Linked DNA regions of Homo sapiens: region 1 is linked to region 2. Evidence: read pairs that join two places in POLR2A ChIA-PET (ENCODE). Cell type or tissue: PC-3. All regions are shown on one strand. Each heading gives the region's core, and the rest is flanking DNA. Links, peaks and the distances in the headings are about the cores only.

Region 1 (10,204 bases), core at 740-8,739, 140 kb after region 2:
CAGGTGTCCTGCCTGCCCTGGCTCGGCTCCACCAAGCCGATGGATATGCTGTGTACCCTGCGGCCACCTCCTGGGCAGCAGGTGGCCCAGATCTGTCTGTGGCTGTGCTTGCCACCTTGCTGGGTGTCACGGCTCTTTGCTCCTTGGCCCGTGGCTCTCCCTTTGACCCCTCTCTGGTCTGCAGCACTTGGTGTCTGCCCATGAACTCCCTGGGTTTGAACCTCCCCTGGGGACTTTTTGGCTTACCTTGGCTGGGCTCGGGCTGTCTTGTGCTAATTCTGGTGGAAGAAACATCTTGTTCTTGCTGGAAATAGAACCTTCTCCTTATCTCCCCCTCCACCCACACACACATGCCCATCGCTCTCCACCAAACAGGGAGTCAGCACCTCCATAGGCTGTGAGAAGACTGAGCTCGATTCTCCTGCTCCAACAGCCTAGAGCTACGGTAATCCAGGGCATGGGGTCAGACATCAGTGGCTCTCAAACTTGAGCGTGTGCAAGAATTCCCTGGAGGGCTAGTGAGAGAATCTGATTCAGTAGGGCTGGAGCAAGGCTGGGAATTTGCATCTTTAACAAGTTCCAAAGTGGAGATGGTGTTGCTGCTGCTCAGGTGTTTGAGATGCGGGCAGTGGCCGCCAGTGCAGAGGAGAAAGCTGGCCACAGCCTCTGTGACCTACAGTTGGAGCTGGTCATGCCTAGCATGGCCCACCCTGGGCCACAGGGCACCTTTGAGCAGCTGGCAAAAGACCTGGCTAAGACATCATTTGGATGTTCGCGGTGGAGGTCAGAGCCTCTTGGGAGAGGAGGCTCTTCTCCTCAGCCTAAAGCCAGAGCCACTTTTACTGCATAGCTAGAAGGGCCAGAGAAAGAATGCGGGCTCTGGGGGAAATGAGCCTTGCTCGGAATCCTGTCTCCATGACCTCCGGTTTACTCAGCCCTTCTGGGCCTGCAGAATAGGACAACTGCATCTGCCCCATACGGTTGTTGTGGGGCTTTGATGAGACACATTCTAGCATAGCTGGGGTTGAGAAGGAGCCCACGAAGGATGGCTGCGATGATGAATAGCTGCCCAGCAGCATTTCTTTCCAACTCCACCCTTTGGCAATGAGTGCAAAGGCCGAAGCCTTATACATGGGGTCACCTCAGTACTCCTCTGTGCCCTACAGAGCTTCCATTAGGACCTCCCGCCGCACCCCTCAACAGGCACTGGGGAGAAACAGGAATCAATGACACTAACACCCCCCACAGCACTGGCAGAACGAGGGAAAGGGAGAGGGAGCCACAGCCAGCCACGTGCTTACTGTGTGCTGGCGTTGTGCTACTTGAGGAAGGAATTCTGTTTCCATTTTACAGTTGAGGAAACAGAGGTTGAGAAACTGGCTCCAGGGAGAAGCAAAGCTCTTGGATTACTTCCAAGCCCCTCATTTATTTTGTAGTTTTTTGAGATAGAGTCTCGCTCTGTCGCCCAGGCTGGAGTGCAGTGGCGTGATCATGGCTCAAGTGATCCTCCCACTTCAGCTCCCGAGTAGCTGGGACTACAGGTGTACGTGCCACCACACCCGGCTAATTTTTGTATTTTCTGTAGAGATGGGGTCTCGCCATGTTGCCCACAAGTCCCTCATTTTAGAGGTGAGAAAATCAGAGAAGTTGCATGCCTTTCCCAAAGACACACAGCCGTTTTAGTGATAGCATTAGGGCAAGCCTCAGTTTCTAAAAACTGGATTTGTCTCACTGTCTCATGGCCTCCTCTTCACTCCTTCCCTTGAGTAGTTAACCCAGGAGAAAAGGCGTGGTGTGACAGCACTGGGGCCCTAAAGACATTTTTGTTTGTTTTGGTTTTAACAAATTGAAGTTGGCGTTGGTTTTCCCCTTTAGGAAGACGGGGAGAGTCTCTTTTGATGACAGGCTTTTGAGGACTATCCCCGTTACACCCGCAGTCATGCTACATCCGAGGAAGTTATTACTGACCAGTGATCCTTGTCAAAGGCAGCTGTCACTGCGAATACATTTGAATCCCCCAAATTTTGTGAAATATCCTGCCCCAGAGAGGTCACTTTTATAGACCAAGTAATGCATGATACACAGCAACTCCAGAACCCAGTGAGGGATTTTCAGGTCAGCAATGGCTGGGGAAGAGATCTCAGCTCTGCAAAATTAGAATTGGCCCCTACAGGGCAGTCTTAGCCTCCTGATTCACATAAAGGGGGATCTCTCTTCTTGATTTCCTATATCCTCCCTAACTCAGTCACCCTCCCTTTCTCCACTCCCTCTTTTTCTTTGCAGCCTAAATAGAGCCCATAGGAGAAGGCTGCTGAATAAATAGTGTATTAAATAAGGTAACTGAAGTGTGAACCTGTGCAAATATTTTAGTATTTTATTTTTAAATCATCTAGTAGTAAGATGTCTTCACTAATTGAAAACCCATCACAATCTAATTGCATGTTTCTTTCTGTCTGAAGGTCACTGCGCAAATATGGGTGAAGCATCTTCCACGTGGCAGGCATAGTTCTGGGCACTCATACATCAGTGAACAGAACGTGGACTCCTGTCAGCCTCATTTCAGCAGTGAGGAGTGAGGTGATCAACAACACACTTAATAAATAAGGAAGTTTTTCAGGTCAGAAATGCTAAAAAAAGGGAAAAAGTAGAACAGAGAAGAGGGATTGGAAAGGCTGTGGTATGAGTGTTGTGTGAGTGTGTATATGTGTGCAAGTGTGTGTGTATGAGTGTGTACGTGTGTTGGGATTATGTTGGATGAGCATGTGGGTGTGTTTCCTGCATGTGTGTGTGTTTATGGGTGCATGTGTGGGCGTGTGGGTGAGAGTGGGGGGGGGCACTTTTATATGGGGTGCTTAGAACAGGCCTCACTAGGAGGAAAGCTCTGAGCCAGGGTGTGAAGGAGGTGACGAGGTGTGCTGTGTGGAATCTGAAATGAGAAGGGGAGAGGCTTTCCTCTCTAGGGATTTTTGGTTCTGATCTGCAAGCGGTAACTCTCTGGAAATGGTGTCAGAATGAAGACTCCTGCTCATGGAAACATCTGGATATTCTCCTATTTTCTTGGTAGGCTTTGCTTAAACACATCAGCTGCTCATATTGAATGGGATTTAGAAACATGTCTTTTTTTGTTGTTTTTTTTTTTTGTTGTTGTTGTTTTTTGAGACAGAGTCTTGCTCTGTTGCCAGGCTAGCCTGCAGTGGTGCAATCTCGGCTCACTGCAAGCTCCACCTCCTGGGTTCATGCCATTCTCCTGCCTCAGCCTCCTGAGTAGCTGGGACTACAGGTGCCCGCCACCACGCCCGGCTAATTTTTTGTATTTTTATTGGAGACGGGGTTTCACTGTGTTAGCCAGGATGGTCTCGATCTCCTGACCTCGTGATCCGCCACCTTGGCCTCCCAAAGTGCTGCGATTACAGGCGTGAGCCACCGCGCCCGGCCAGCCTGTCTTTTTAGAGGCGACCTGAGCCCTGCTCCGGGACTGATTCTGGATGCTGTCTGGGATGACTTGGATGATACTGATCTCCATGAGGGCAGAGTGGGCTCTGCACTTGCTGGGTTTGCTCTAGTCTGGCTGGAGCAGACTCACTGGTAACCAACCTCTTGTAGTCAGCAAGGCCAGATAGGGACTGGGGACAAGGGCAGCAAACAGAAATGCTCTGTCTCCAGCGTGGCACAAGACAAATGTGAAGGAGGGATTACCTGAGGGAGATATGAAACAAAAAGCCAACACCTGATGGGCAGTGTCCCTCCCACCTCACTGCCTCGGAATCTTAGATGAATCTTAACCTGTCCTGAAGAAGGATGACACAGCAGCCAGTGTTTGATTTGTGAAAGGAATCGCTTTGTGCATTTGATGTTGAAATACGTGCAGATCCCCCAGGCCCTGGCTCCTGCTGGGGTCTGCCAGGCCAGCTCAGCAGGGTCTCTACCTACAGGGATTAGCCCCCAGGAAGGGCTGCTCTCCCTGGCACCATGAGGATGGGGATCTTGCCTCACGTGGAGTAATTCAGAGTTTGGCCACCAAGGTTTTGTCGTGAGCCTTTTGTGCTGGGCAGCACAGCCAATTCCTTGTCTTGGATTATTCACAACCAGCTGCAGCCCCCACAGACTCCAGTGTGGTGAACACAGAGGAGAGGACAGCTTTACACACAGTGTTGCCAATGTACGTGCCTACCCCTAGTTCTGTGGAAACCAGGAGCTCTTGTCAAGTTCCAATTACTGCGGTCCTTAATGTGACCACAGGTGGAAAAATGGACCCTTGTAGCTTGGCTCCCTGCTGTGTTTAACTTGAAAGATATGCTTTCAAAAAATCCCTGTGGAGACTGAAAACTCCATAGAGCCAGTTGGCGCCCTACCTACATTAGAATAATCATCCTCGGTCCAAAGGCATAGGGAATTCTTTAGAAACATCACAGTGATGCATGAAACAGGAAATGCAAGTGGTTTGCCGCGAAGACACTCAAAATGCAGTTGGACAGCAATAGCACCCTTTCTCTTTTGATATTCAACTCCAAGTTTAATTACTGCTCAGAGAGATATGGCTGAAAAGTTGCTAGCATATAGAATTTTTCTATTTCCATTTCTTTTGCTGCTTTGACTTGCAGAGTCAGTACCACTCTTTGATCCAGGCAAGGGGGATTCTGCCTCTTCCCTGTCTCTGGTGGCTGGAACTGTAGTGTTCTCAAGTCATAGCTCCCTGAGCCTTGTCCTAATGTCCCCGCCGTCATCTCTCCCTTCTGGGATAGTCTCCAATCCACTCTCTGCAGGTGGGGTCGACCAGATGGCCTGGAGCTAGGGCCTTGCCTAACAAGGTCATCCCGTAGGGGGCACCTGGCACGCAGACCACTGTCACTGCCTGGGACAGTACTTCCTTTACGGGATCACATAAACTTGGGCAGCCAGAATGATGCTGATGGACTAATGTTGAGTGACTTACATTGTTTCTATAGATAAGGGCGCCACACAAAAAATGGTTGCTCCCTGTTCCCCGTAGCAGATGTGCATAGAGTAAATTTCCACAAATTCTAACGTCCTGATAATTTGGCCAGGAGATAGTTTGACATTTACCTTTAGACTATTAAGTGTAAAAGCAGTCTGTTAGGCAAATGATAAGCAAACAATGGAAAGGGGAAAAGGTTGATGTGTTTAAGAGAAAAAAGTTACTCTGAAAATCTTTAGAGTTTCTGTCCATCAGTGATTGATCTAAATTTTAATGAATTCTCATCAATTAATTACAGGCTTATGCCTGTAATCCCAGCACTTTGGGGGGCTGAGGCGGGAAGATTACCTGAGGTCAGGAGTTCGAGACCAGCCTGGCCAACATGGTGAAACCCTGTCTCTACTAAAAATGCAAAAATTAGCCCAGCATGGTGGCAGGCGCCTGTAATCCCAGCTACTCGGGAGGCTGAGGCAGAAGAATCACTTGAACCTGGAGGCGGAGGTTGCCGTGACCCAGGATTGCACCATTGCACTCCAGCCTTGGTGACAAGAGCGAAACTCCATCTCAAAAAAAAAAAATTAGTATGTGCTATAAGGACCTCTGTACTTCATTGTATATACTTAAAAACTTTACATTTATCCCTTTAAAATAATCTCTTCAGACTTTCAGAGCTTTCCATTGCTATTCCCAAGCAATGTTCGTGAAATTATGTAGCATATTTAGTGATCCTCTCTCTTCATTTATGATGGATCTCCAGATAGTTACTGATGTTTTAAAATATACACATCTGCTTAATTTTGTTCCTCCCTTTTTATTTTCCCCAACCCTCACAAAAAGACAGCATTTGGAAAATTTAGCAGACACTAGGCTGAGATCAGGGCAGGCAAATTCGACATCTGACTCTGGAGCAAACCTCTTCCCTTCTCTGTTCTTCGGGGTCCTCATTTGTTTAACAAATGCTGTTAGACCGGGTCCACGGTTTTTGAAAATATTTCAGTCATAGAATCTGTTCTTCAAACCAAACCTTATCCACGAAGCCTGGTACAGAGAACAGACAGTGGAGTTGCTGGCTTTCGGTTTTCGTTGTTTGGTTTTCCATTGCTGTAAGTGTCGGGGCTCAGTGCGGTGTCCCCCGGGGCATGTCTATAGAAAATCCCCATGGCTCCAGGGAGTCCAGTTTAAAGCCCACCCAACTAAATGAGGTTCTTCCTCTCTCAATCCTTCTGTTGGATTTAAAGGTATTGATGGAGGAATTCTATGGTGAAGAATTCCCAATAATATGAGAAATTGCATCATGGGGGTTATTATAAATTCAGCTTTTTCTATTTTGAGTTTCTTTAAAATAAAGTATACTTGTGTAATTTTTGTTACAACAGCTAATCTATGATCATAAATAGATCAAATGGCTTTAATGCTTCTAATGAAACAGTCCGTCTAGCTGGAAGATACTGGCATAATGAAAATCCCTGACTCTAGCCAACAGTGAGGAACGTGCCCCCACAGCCAGCTCCCTCCCCTGCAGGGCCTGAGGGCTCAGTGCGGGATGGGGCTGCAGGGCTATCTCCTCCCGTATGCCCTGAAAAAACAGGACTGCTGAAGGCCTCAGACCTTCAACTTGCTCCTGAAAGCGTGACCACAGTGGAGACGCATCTGCAAAAGCAAGTTGACAGATGCAGATCTCAGAACTGAACAGAAGCCTCTCGACAAACGTCTCTTATTTGGCCTTGGGGACAGGATGAGGGGGAAGTGGTGTCAGAATTGGCTGTGTAGAAACCAAGGCCTAAGCTAGGTAAGAGGCTCAAAGGCTCTTTGTGTTATAAGATTAAGGGACCATCAGGGGAAAAAGAGAAATGAAGTAGGCAATAGAAAGAAATTAGACTTTCTTTCTCTCACAACCACCCTTCAAAGTATGTATTATCATTCTTATTTTACAAAAATGGAAATGAGCTCAGCAATGTGCTTGTTACACAGTCAGTCAGAGCTGGATAGATGTTTTTTGTTGCTTTTTTTTTTTTTTTTTTTTTGAGACGGAGTCTTGCTCTGTCGCCCAGGTTGGGGTGCAGTGGCGCGATCTCGACTCACTGCAAGCTCCGCCTCCCGAGTTCACGCCATTCTCCTGCCTCAGCCTCCCGAGTAGCTGGGACTACAGGCGCGTGACACCACGCCCGGCTAATTTTTTGTGTTTTTATTAGAGACGGGGTTTCACCGTGTTAGCCAGGATGGTATCGATCTCCTGACCTCGTGATCCACCCGCCTCGGCCTCCCAAAGTGCTGGGATTAAAGGCGTGAGTCACCACACCTGGCCGATAGATGTATTTTTTATCTCATTAGAAACAGCCCACCTTCCTGGGTTATAGAAAGAAGCAGAGGCCGAGAGCCGTCGACCCTCCCAGCTCCCGCCTGTGTTCTCTTCTTGGTCCTCTCCCATCCTGAATCGACAACCAGCAAATATGACAATCCAGATGGTGGTCCTACCCGACTTAAGCCTCTCTGGGCCTCACGTTGGAAGCGCCCCTTTGCTCCCAGCCTGAGACTCAGTGACCTGAGCCGTTAGAAGGACAGATGGGCTTTGGGGGACCGAGTCTACACCAAGACGTCAGGACATCGCTAGGAGAGCTCTTGCCTCCAGCACACACGTTCCCTGGGAGTGAGGTTTGTGTGTGTCCTCCCTCACTGAGGAATGTGGGGGCTGTGGAAGCACTTGAGCAGGAGTCTGCAGAGGGTGGACATGCTGCTGCCGGGGAGCTCGCTCTGGTGCTCAGCTTGGTTTCTCCGGGCTTGCTTTAAAGGGACCCATGCTGCAAAAATCGTGACTATAGCAGCACCCATAGGGCCTTCAGGGCAGAAACCTTCTTTTGCCATGCACTTTTACAGGGTCAAAATTTATTAGAAGATTGCGCAGGCTCTGAGAGGTCCTAATGTGTGCCTGGGTATTGAAAATTGGGTGAATGGGGCCCACGGAAGAACGCTCTCTGGGGAAAGTCTGGAGGGGACAAGAATAAAAAGTTCCTCCACTACTCAGATGTAAGCAAACTGCAGGAAGAGGGTTCTGGGGAAAACACATTGAGGTTTAATACTAAGCCACCTGGAAAGAGTGGGTTGCTTCTCTCACACCAGGAGAAATTCTGCATAAATGTGTCAGGCCTTACAAGTTTACACAAGCAGGAAGCCTCTGGGTTAAAATGCTCCCAAGGATTAAAACCCACAGGGTTCTGATGCTTTGCTTGGTCGGGGTGGACACAGCACCACTTTTCCTGGGCTCCTCAGCCCCAAGGGAAGGATGCTGGCCAGGGTGTGGAGATTAGTGGTTTGGAGGGGGCTTGCCTGCCCGATCCCTGTGAGTGACAGAAGCCCTGCCCACCCTCGGCAGGACCACAGTTTGCTTAGATGATGGTTGCCCCTGGCAGCCCGTGAGCTCAAGGCTTGACATGTCGAGCTGTCCTCCTCCCCATCCTTATTGCTGGAGATGCTAGAAGACGTGTCCCCAGCACTCTCAGACCAGGCTGCTCTTTTCCCTTCACAGCAGGACACGGATATCACCTTGGGGCCTTGGTCACTGGGCTGCCTCCTTGGCCTGCCTTTCCCCTCACTCCGGGCCGCACTGGGCTTCTGTGATTGGGCGGATCACGCCGGCCTCATGTTCCTTCTCTTGTCCCTCTCTACCCCTCATGAAATTGTGCTCCTTCAGAGCATACAGGCCGTCAGGATGCGGGGTAGGGTCAAGACTTATCAGACTGAGCGATGAACACCTTGGCTTCTCCATCAGACCCCGTGAGAACCACAATGGACACGTGTCAGGTAGCAGCAGGCGATTTACAAAGGCTTTCACAGCCTCCTGTTTCTGTAATCCTTACAACTGTTGGGCAGAATAGGGCTCTTGACTCTCTTCCTAACCTGGGTCTCACATAATGTGCTATCTTGTGCTACACACGAATTTCTTTAGTCTTATCTCCTTAACCGGGCTGTGAGATCCCTGATGGCAGAAGCTTTGTGTATTTTTGCTAATAACATTCATTCAAAGTCTTTGGGCATTCACGAGCCTCCCTCCCCTACTCACACAAAAAGAGGCATTCTTAAATGAGGAGGAAGAAATTAACTTTTCCAGGTGAATGCCTGGCTTTAAATCGGCTCTTTCCTGGAATTCTATCTTTAAATGGTATATACGTGTATAATGTTGTATGGAAAACATATTTCATTATGACAGCAGAAAAATTAGAAGGGTTTGATGAAGGATAATGAGAGTGCAAATCCTTTAAAAAATATAACAGATATCTCATTTTTAAAAGTCTGCCATTCTACACTAACAGTATTTTTCATGCCAAATTTTCTCAATCTGAAGTTTGTTGTAATTATCGTATGTTGGTTACAAGTTCTCCTGTGAGGATTTTCTTATATTTAAATTTTAAGCATTTATTAAATTACAAAAATAATATATGCTGTGAGTCACAACAGGGGTTGCCTATGGGGAGAGGATTGATTGGAAGGAGACACAAGGGAACTTCATTGCCATGTGGCTCACCCGGGTGTAGACATTTGTAAAAACTCACTGAATTGTACACTTAGAGCTGTGTGTCCCACTGTATGTAATTTCATTTCAATAAAAAGAAATAATGTATGTTTAAAGAATCAAGCCTGGAAAACACAAAAACACGCAAAGAAAATATCCACACAGTATTCATGCAAGTTAAGATTTCTAAAGCTGGAGTTTTATTGTACTTAAAAAATTTCTTTCTGATGCAAAGACTACATGTTCCTTGTTTAAGAAATCAAGTAGCTTTTCCACTCAGCAATGTTTCACGTGACCTTTCCACATCCGTAGGTAGAAAACCATAGCATTATTTTTAGTGGATAACATAATTTATTTAACCAACTGCCTCAAGTTTATTGCTATTTTAAACAATGTTTTGATAAAAATCCATGTATGTATCTTTAAATATTTTCCTAGATATTTTTTAGGCTAATTCTTGGAAATGCTATGTCAAGTGACGTGAACCTTTGCAAAGATCATTGACGCATATTAACAAGAGCCTTTAGTTCATGCTGTCATTAGCAGATGCCTGGAGTGCCTCGCCCACAGAGAACATTGAACATTATAATCCTAGTCAATTTCCAAGCTGGTATTTCTTAGATTACTGGTGAAATAATCATTTTCCTCATCTACTGAATGGCTATTTGGGTTTTTCCCTTAGTAAATTGACATCTAACAACATCCTTAGACTCTATTATAATTTCCAATATTTTTAATATTTATTTGTAAGAACTCTTATA
Region 2 (10,204 bases), core at 1,136-9,135:
ACTGGTAGTGCCACCTCTAGGTGGCTTCTCCCTGCCCAAATGGTACTAGCACCATTCCCACGGCCTCCTTATCAGCCCTAGGGAGTGAGTCCCAGAAGCTGTAGGGCCACACAGGGGCCACAACTCTCTAGGGCCAGGGATCCCTGCCCCTAACAAATGGTAACCCCCTCCCCACACTCCTCCCATCACTCCTGCTTCCTACCCCAAAAATTTTGAAAAGAAAAAGAGGAAACTTGCCTAGCTTATAAATAAGTCAAGACTTTTCAATGGCTGCCCTGATTCTGCCAATCAACTTTTAAATATTAGAACAGAGGGGTAGCCAGGAGTGGAAAGGATTGACAATGTTCAGCTTATAATGGGCACAGCAGTCTAAGCATAATCACCACAGGCTGGAAACAACCCTGCGTCCATCACCAATGGAGAGAGAAACACAGTGTTGTCTACCCATGCAGTGGAATATGGCTCAGCAACAAACAGGAACAACTATCAATGTGCACAGTACCATTCAGGAATCCAGGGATGAGACTGACACGGCGGACCACAGGCCTCCTTCATATAACCTTCCAGAATAGGCAAAACCATGCTATGGGGATAGATATTAACGCAGCGGTTGCCTAAGGGGTGGGCTGACTGGAGAATTCACTAGGGTGAAGGAAATACCTTAATTTAGGGGGTGGTTGATGGGCATATATACAAGTCAAAACCTACTAAGCTATACACTTAACATCTGTCCATTTTACTATGTGGTCATTATGCCTCCACTTTAAAAAATCTGTGAAAGCTGGGTACAGTGGCTCACCCCTGTAATCCCAGCACTTTGGGAGGCCGAGGCGATGGATCACCTGGGGTCAGGAGTTCGAGACCAGCCTGACCAACATGGTGAAACCCCATCTCTACTAAAAATACAAAATTAGCCAGGTGTGGTGGTGCATGCCTGTAATCCCAGCTACCTGGGAGGCTGAGGCAGGAGAATCACTTGAACCCGGGATGCGGAGATTGCAGTGAGCTGAGATCACGCCACTGTACTCCACCCTGGGCGACAGAGCGAAACTCTGTAAATAAATAAATAAATAAATAAAGAGCTGGGTGCGGTGGCTTATGCCTGCAATCCTAGCACTTTGGGAGGGCGGGTGGATCACAAGGTCAGGAGATCGAGACCAGCCTGGCCAACATGGTGAAATCCCATATCTACTAAAAATACAAAAATAAGCGGGGCATGGTGGTACCCGCCTGTAGTCCCAGCTACTCAGGAGGCTGAGGCAGGAGAATCGCTTGAATCTGGGAGGTGGAGGTTGCAGCAAGCAGAGATCGCGCCACTGCACTCCAGCCTGGGCAACAGAGCAAGACTCCATCTCAAAAAAAAAAAAATCTGTGAAATTATTTAAAATGGGTCCAAAGACAGGGCAGAAATATCTGATGGATTGCGAGGAGCATCAATTTTTTGTTCCTCCAACAGCACAAGGTCAGGCAGCAGAACGGAGGAGACGCGAGGGGTGTGGCCAATCCACCAACGGAATAACCGCAATGCCTGGATCAACCTCCAGGAGAGGGGGCATTTGATCGTATCCTCCCTTGTGCTTAGGAAATAGATCTCTAGGCCAAGAACTCAGAAAAGAGATGTGAAAGTTTCCCACAGATGCTATGTCAAGGCCTGAGGTTCTTAGCAGGTGTGCTTATGGGCTGCCTGTCAGTTCCAAACAGGAGTCTGACTGTCACTATATCAAAGGCAAGAAAAACAGCCCCAACCCATCCACACTGCTCCATAGAAACCTGGGCGGAGAACCCAGGCAACAAGGGTGCTGGAAGCGGCTGCTGGGAGTGAAGGACCCATGCTGGAAGTCCCCTACCCAGAGGGGCAGTGTGCAGGGGCTGGGATTCAGGCTGCTGGGGTCCAAATCTCAGCTCCAGCAGGTGGCTTAGCTTAGCTATAAGCCACAGAGAAGCCAACTTCTCAGGGGGCTGTCAGGATTCAGCCACGGCATCTGTAAAACACTCAGCCCAGCCAACCTGCAGCAATGAACTCTTCCTCCCCTCCCTTCCCTCTCCCTTCCTCATCTCTTCCTCCTGTTTCTCCCCACTTCCCCTCTCTTCCACCATCCCTGCTCCCCTTCCCCTCTCCGTCTCCCTTTTCCCCCTTTCCTTTCCCTCCTCCTCCCCTATGATGGGGACCCACACTCCCACCCCTGTTCCCAGCTACCTCTCCTGCAGTGGTGGGACCTGCCCTTCCCTCTAGTACCTGCAGCCTTCTGTCACCACCTGGATTGTGAACACGGCAGCCAACTCCTATGGAAGTTCTGGCAGCTGCCCTCACTTGCACATCTGATTTACAACAGACAGACTGGACGGAAAGCCCACTTACTGCAGAAGTGACATGAGAACACACTCAGCCCATGCTCCAGAGATGCGACTGCCTCCCTTCTCCCTGAAGGGACCCTGGGCAGGTTGAAGTGTGTCCACCCTGCCCCTAACAAGATATGCTGGAATCCAAACCCCAGAACCTCAAAATGTGACCCTGTTTGGAAATAGGGTTTTTACAGAGATGATTAAAGTTAAAGTAAGGTCTCTAGGGCGGGCCCTAATCCAAGGTGACTGGTGTCCTTACAAGGAGAGATGAGGACACAGACACACACAGAGGGAGGACCACGTGGGGACAGAGGGAGAAGACGCCATCTGCAAGCCAAGGAGAGAGAACTCAGGAGAAACTGACCCTGCCCACACCTGGATCTAGGACCTCCAACTTCCAAACCTGTAACAGAATACATTTCTGTGGTATTTGTTACACAGCCCAGCAAGCTAATACAGCGTGAGAATGAAGCCAGGGCAGAGGATGACCTAGAAGAGAACTAGAAAGAACTGGAGATTGCAGCCCGTCCTGTCTCTGGACTTCCAGAAATGTCATCTATACTTTTTTTTTTTGAGACGGAGTCTCAATCTGGAGTGCAATGGTGTGATATCGGCTCACTGCAATCTTTGCCTCCCAGGTTCGATTCTCCTGCCTCAGCCTCCCGGGTAGCTGGGATTACAGGTGCCCGCCACCACGTCCAGCTATTTTTTGTATTCTTAGTAGAGATGGTGTTTCACTATGTTGGTCAGGCTGGTCTCAAACTCCTGACCTCAGGTGACCCGCCCACCTTGGCCTCCCAAAGTGCTGGGATTACAGGCGTAAGCCACTGTGCCCGGGCCCTTCTGTATTTTTTTAAAGCAAGTTTGATGCAGGGTTTTCTGCTACTTGCAGCATCCTGACTGACCCCTCAAGCTTTCAAACTCTTCGCAGTCTTGTGCCATTCTCTCCTCCTAACTGAAATAAGTGTCTTCTCCCGCTCCTTCCCGTTACAGGGCGCACATCCCAGGGATTCCCAACTCTCTCTTCCCTATCTCCATGCACCGTGCACCGCTCTGCCAGGCTATTTTGGCCCCGCCTCTGTCTCCTGGGACCACCTGTTCTCCAAGCACACTCACAGATCCATCCTCCCTGTCTCCTGCAGCTCCCAGCACAGTGCTGTGCACAAAGTATCAGCTCAATAAACATCTGAATGTTAACACACTGCTCAGGACATGCCTGGTGCAGTATTTTCCCCACATAATTTTGAACTATAAGACTAGACCACTGTGTTTGCTATATAGATTCAAACAGATCGCAAAAGAAAGGCTGCTGTGTGTCGTTGCTTCCCCGTACTCAAGGAGAAAATGCCTTCTGAAGACTTAAAAACTTCTTTTCAGTAAGATGATCCATACATCCTCAGTCTGTAAATTGCCTGGTAACCTTCTGCTGTCAAAGGTCATTTCAGCTTCGCAAAAACTGCTGTTAAAAATGAGATTCATCATCAAAGTTGCCGTTGGCTTTCCTCACCACCCTCCCATTGGTCACTTATCTAAGACTCTGCCCCAAAAGAACTATAGTTATAAACGATGAACAACAAGAAGGCAAACGAGAAATGAATTAAACAGTGAAACCATTTGCTTATACTTAAACCACATTATCAGCAAACACATAAAACCAAAAAAAAACCCCAAAACAAAACAAAACCACACACATCAAAATTCCCTCATAGTCTTGACAATATCCACTTTTGACAAGTTGTTTCTTATGGGACTTCCCAGAAAAATATTACAAATAAGTCTTCTTTTAAAATGAAATAATAGGCCAGGCGCGGTGGCTCACGCCTGTAATCCCAGCACTTTGGGAGGCCGAGGTGGGCGGATCATGAGGTCACGAGATGGAGACCACCCTGGCTAACACAGTGAAACCCCGTCTCTACTAAAAACAAAAAAAAATTAAAAAAAAATTAGTCAGGTGTGGTGGCAGGCGCCTGTAGTCCCAGGTACTCGGGAGGCTGAGGCAGGAGAATGGCGTGAACCCAGGAGGCGGAGCTTGCAGAGAGCTGAGATCGTGCCACTGCACTCCAGCCTGGGTGACAGAGCGAGACTCCGTCTCAAAAAATAAATAAATAAATAATAATAATTTTAAAAACCCACTCTGGAACTTACTAGATTTTTTTTTTTTTTTTTTTGAGACAGAGTTTTGCTCTTGTTGCCCAGGCTGGAATGCAGTGGCACCATCTTGGCTCACTGCAACCTCTGCCTCCCAGGTTCAAATGATTCTCCTGCCTCAGCCTCCCAAGTAGCTGGGACTACAGGCATGTGCCACCACACCCAGCTAATTTTTTCGTGAAGATTTTGATGACTCCAGAAAATAGAATTCCAGAAACCGGTAAGCCCCAGACAGGCTCCTGTGGGAACCCATCACCTTCTTGCATTTCACTCCCTCTAGCCAGATGGGCTCCAATCGAACATCTTTGTTGCCTGCTTGAAAGTAGCTCTGAGAGTCAGACATGGGCCCCTGCCAGGACACCCAGCTAAGTCTCCCCTGCCACCACCATTGACAGCCGTGTGCTAGAGGCACCAAGAACATCAAGAACACTCCAAAAGGAAGACAACGCTACCAAGTCCAGGGCCAAGAGAGTGAGACAAGGCAGACAGTGCTGCGATCATGTAAGCAGGACCCATCCTGCTGGGGAAGGGGTCACTCTGGATACCCAAGGGGGCCCCGGCCAGCAGTCCAGCTAATACCTAGCACACTCACTTTCGGAGCCGGCAAAGCCACGAGGTGCCTGCCTTGGCACAGGTAGCAGATGTTTCACTGGGACTAGATGATCCATCAGGCTTGCTGCCTGGGCCCCTGGCGGGAACCAGCCTGATCTATTACTCAGCAAACGTAAACAGTGCTTACGTTCAGCTCCGGCCTCCAGCGCTTGGTGTCTGTGTCCCACGGGAGAGCTCCAGTTTCCTGCTGCTGACAACACTATAAAACCACCGTAATAGGAATTAATTATGGAAAAGGCTAGTTTGAATTAGAGACATTTTGAAAATAAGTACCTTTTACTTCCAAACAAACGTTTCCTTTTCTAGTAATTAACCGTTATTCTAAGTAGAGGTTCAAAGGACCTACTTCAAGGAGTGACTTGGTCATTAGCAACATTCATTCCTGTATAAATATACTATGGCCCTTTTCCCAAACATGCTTTCCTAGGTGGGCTAAACGTGCCTGCTGCCTGCTGAGCTTTGTTTATTCCATAACGAGCTCAGCAAACCCTTTCTTCACAGAGGGCAGGGAACCGTGGCTGCCTTGTGGGAATTCCCAGCAGGATGAAACACCCTCAGCCTGAACACCCATGTGTCCCGTACTGTGGGTTAAAGAGCAGAGGTCCCACTGTCCCACCCCACAGGCTTGGCCATCTGTTGGGTGTGGTCAGGAAATACAATGAGTGTTTTTATTAGTCTAGACCGGGGTTTCTCAAACTTGCCGTATTTGGGGCCGGATCTGACCGGGGTTTCTCAAACTTGCCGTATTTGGGGCCGGATCTGGGGCCGGATCATCCCTTGTGGTGTGGACAGTCCTGTGCCCTGTAGGATGTTTAGCAGTACCCCTGCCTCTACCCACCAGGCGCCAGTAGCACCCTCCCCCCATGCCCCCAAAGGTGTGACAACAACGACAAAAATGTCTCCAGACATTGCCGAATGTTCTCTGGGAGCAAAATCATACCCCGTGGAAAGTGTCCAGAGAACTTCTTTTAAACGATGGATGCTGGGGTCCTACAGGCATTTCTGAAAGTTCCCCAGGGTGACTCTAAGTGCACCGGAGCCACTGCGGCCCTGGACGAAGATGGGCCCGTTCCACGTGAAGAAAAGGCTCTGTGACCTACCTAAAGTTCTGAACAGCAGTGGTTTAAAGACATAATCAACTCCAGAGCCCAGTATGATCCACCCAAGTTTGATTAGTTGCCATTTCAGATAAGCTACATAACTCTTCTTAATCTTCAATAGCTCACTGAAATGTGACTTTAGGTTTGAGCCAACTTACGAATCTGTCCTCTTTTATTCTTGTCATCTTAGAATTAAGCCATCCAACCTCACTCAAATGAGAGCAAAACCCTTTCGCCACCTCCTTACTGGCACCATGCAGGAAGTGTTTACAGAGTACCTGCTAGGCCCAGGGGCTGAGGATATATATTCAGGCCAGGACAGCAGGGGTGGGAAACGGGAAGGGAGGAAGAGGGAGCCAAGAAGGTCTGAAGGAGGCAACAGGATGGAGGGGTGGACTCTGGGCTGAAAGAAGAGCATGGGGGAACACAGCATTGTTTGGGAAATAAACAAATCGGTGGGTGGAGCTCTGGGGTCCCTGTGGGGATGATGGGGATGGAGGCAGGAGAGGCAGGCAGAGACCGTGAAACCTACCACCCAGGCCCAACTTCACCTTAAAGGTCATGGAGAGCCACGGAGGATTTGAAGCAAGGGAGTGATAAAGAGCCACTCAGCTAGGGTCCAAGGACCAAAACACTGGGATTTAGGGAAAAGGCACAGATAAGATCAGGTACCACAAGAGAGGGCCAGTCCAGCAGGTTGGGGAATGCACAGGCCTAGGGCTTCAGGGAACTATCCCGGGTGCAGATACAGATCAGAGCTGCCCTGCTCAGGGTCCATGCTGGAGCTCTGCTGTCATGAGCTGTACTGTCCCCTCAAAGCTCCAGCGTTGAAGCTGTAACCCCCAGGACCTCAGAATGTGACTGTGTTTCAAGAGTGGGCTTTTAAAGAGGGTAGTAAGGTCAAATGCAGCTATTAGGGTGGGTCCTGATCCAATTCGACTGGGGTCCCTATAAGAAGAGGAGATGAGTGGCCGGGTGCGGTGGCTCATGCCTGTAATCCCAGCACTTTGGGAGGCCGAGGCAGGTGGATCATGAGGTCAGGAGTTCGAGACCAGCCTGGCCAAGATGGTGAAACCCCATCTCTACTAAAAAATACAAAAATTAGCTGGGCACGGTGGCGGGCGCCTGTAATCCCAGCTACTCGGGAGGCTGAGGCAGGAGAATAGTTTGAACCCAGGAGGTGGAGGTTGCAGTGAGCTGAGATCACACCACTGCACTCTAGCCTGGGCAACAGAGCAAGACTCCGTCTCAGAAAAAAAAAAAAAAAGAAGAGGAGATGAGGACGCAGACACACACAGAGGGAAGACTGTGTGAGGACACGAAGACAGCCATGTAACAAGCCAAGGAGAGAGGCCTCAGGAGAAACCAATCCTGCTGAACCTTGGTCTTGGACTTCCAGCCTCCAGAACTGTAAGGAAATACATCTCTGCAGTTGAAGCTGCCCGTCTGTGGTATTCTGCAGCCCTAGAAACTCACCCAGGGAGGTCAACTGAAATTCCTGAGCAGTTGTGTGGGGTCCGGCATCAGGCAAGCCTGACAGCCTCTGTAGTGGAGAGACCACATGGTGCTGGGCTGGGGCCTGTAGGAGGCAGGAGCACTGGGCACTGGGCAGAGAAGGTGCTTGGCAGGAGCTCAGACATGTCGAGAGGGAGAGGGCTGTGGCCCCCAGGTAGGACCATGGGGCCTACCACAGTTTTGTGATGGGGGCTCGTTCAGGTGGTTTTCAAGAGGCATTGAGTAACATGGGTGTGTCCTGGAGGTACAGCGCCTCAGGGGCTGGCTTGAGGGGCTGTGGACAGACCCTTTGGGTGGACACGAGCCCTTCTCTCCTGGATCTCTCCCATCAAGTCCTAAAATCTCGTTCTTCCATCATTTCCTTACTTACAAAGTTCAGGAGACTCATTGTCTACTGGGGGAAAAAAATCAAGCTATGCCGAAGGCTGACTCTATGGCTTTGTAGGGGGGCCTTGCAGGGTCAGGACCCATGCCCTCCTCTAGGCCACGTCCTCTCTGCACTCTGCACATGTCCCTTCCCCACCTTCATCAGCTCCTCACAGAAGAGGTCCTCTCTCAATCCTTTCAACTGCTCAAACCCAAGCCCTCCTTGGGGATAGCTCAGATGCCACAGCCCCCTGGGCTTCCCTGCCCACTGACGGAAGCGACTCCTCTGCGCCCCTGCACCTTGTCCTGTTCTTGGGCCAAGGCACCTCACAGTGCACTGCACCTGCCCTCCTGGGATGTGCTCGGTTCACCCCCCACCCTCAGCTCCCATTCCCTGCCCCGCTCATCCTGTGCCGCATGCCAGGGATATTCAATTTCCCAACCGTCTCCGGCTACATGAGGAGCTCCCTTCTCCAGGGCAGACACGATCTTCTACCCATCTGTGACACCAGCCCAGGGCAGATGTTCTGAGAGGAAGACAGGGACACCACGCAAGCAGCTGCAGCACTGCCTCTGAAGGGGAGGGCACGGGAGGGATGGAGGGATTGTCCGGAACTGTCTTCAAGAAGGAGGGCATCACCCAAGTTCCCAGCCGCACATGCACCATAGCCAAGGGGTAGAGGCGACCCAAGTGTCTGCCGATGGGTGAACAAACAAACAGAATGTGGTGCAGGCACACAATGGCGTATTCCTCAGTCTAAGGCAGGCAGGAAACGCTCACACACGCTACCACATGGATGAGCCTTGAAGACATCACGCTGAGCGACATGAGCCAGTCACAAAAGGACAAATGCTCTATTTATATGAGGTACCCGGAGTAAGCAAATTCAAAGAGGCAGAAGGTAGCGTGGGGTTGCCAGAGGAGGGGAATGGGGAGCTGGGGTTTCATGGGGACAGTTTCAGTTTGGGAAGATGGAATTGTTCTGGAGATGGATGATGGTGCCAGCTGCACAACAATGAGGATGCACCTAAAGCCACAGAACTGTACACTGAAAAATGGCTAAAATAGTACATTTTATAATTTATAGTTTTACCACAATTACAAATAAAGACAAGTTTTAAAAAGAGTAGGACAAAGACTATCCGCTTACTGCAGACGCTAAAGTATATCCATCTGAGAACAGTGGAGTTCCTCAACACATAGCAATCAAGGGCGCCCAATTTGTAAAGCATCTTGTAAACACATGCAAAAGGCAGCTTTTCATCTAATCTGGGAGGAAACACTCCATAGTGCAAATTACGATGCTAAGTACATAACCCGTCCATAATACAATATGACCACTGGGATGCTTGTGGCTGTTTTAAGCCAGCATTATCTCCCTTGCACCTATTTTTAAAATGATTCTAAGAAATAAAGCACGACTGTTAGCTAGTTGAATTAAATTACATAAAGGATTGACCCTCCTCCCCACTTTATTTAAAAAAAAAAAACACCTGATAAACACTTAACTAGCATTCCTACGACTTAACATCCTTAACCACACATCTCTGTGACTCAGCTCTTTGGTTCTCTGTTCAGATAAGTAAAGCAACTGTCTCAACTTTGAGAGAGCGGCATTTTCAAATGGAAGACTGCTCCCTGGCTCCTTCATGCCATTGCACACCTTGAGCTAACCAAACATCCCAAACAAAATTGCTCAGGGCTCTGTAAAGCTGTTCCCTGGGAAAAGTAGGCCCTCAAAAAGTGTGTTTTGCTTTTTACCAAAAGAAATCTAGAAAAAGACATGAAGTACAATGGAGGAGAGGCAGAGAAGTTACTGAGAAACAAGGAAGACAGACTGGGAAAGGCTTGGGGAAACCCTTGCCTAGCTCTGCAGTGGTGACAACACACTTTGTCAACAAGGGACTCTGCATTTTTATTTTCCACGGGGACCTGCGAATTATGTAGCTGGCCCTGACTAGAAGAAATGTTTGGAAAGCAGGAGACTGGCCCTGTGTGAAGGCAGGGGTGGGAGTGACAATTGGCAACACTGTGTTGGTGACTGTCCAACGGCTCCTTCCAAGATCCCTGGGTGATCTGGAGCTAATATCTAAGGCCATGTTTAATTATTCCTAGAAGA

The links. Peaks named below come from ENCODE experiments on the same cell type or tissue, not always from the same donor. Only the 100,000 strongest peaks of a DNase experiment are listed, where the experiment ranks them.
Region 1: POLR2A ChIA-PET joins it to region 2 with 31 read pairs; 2 of 35 experiments call an interaction of 5 or more read pairs at or near these places.

The regions. Positions count from the first base shown.
Region 1 is chr6:3,571,107-3,581,310 of GRCh38, forward strand. No RefSeq gene overlaps it. Among named protein-coding and RNA genes, the nearest start is that of SLC22A23, 120 kb to the left of the region's middle. RefSeq lists an enhancer at 8,027-8,938. In PC-3, for the core only: no CTCF peak of the experiment used is centred there; no DNase peak of the experiment used is centred there.
Region 2 is chr6:3,433,254-3,443,457 of GRCh38, forward strand. The region is part of intron 1 of SLC22A23 (solute carrier family 22 member 23); the gene reads right to left. Among named protein-coding and RNA genes, the nearest start is that of SLC22A23, 19 kb to the right of the region's middle. In PC-3, for the core only: no CTCF peak of the experiment used is centred there; a DNase peak (open chromatin) is centred at 5,198; H3K27ac peaks cover 1,685 bases.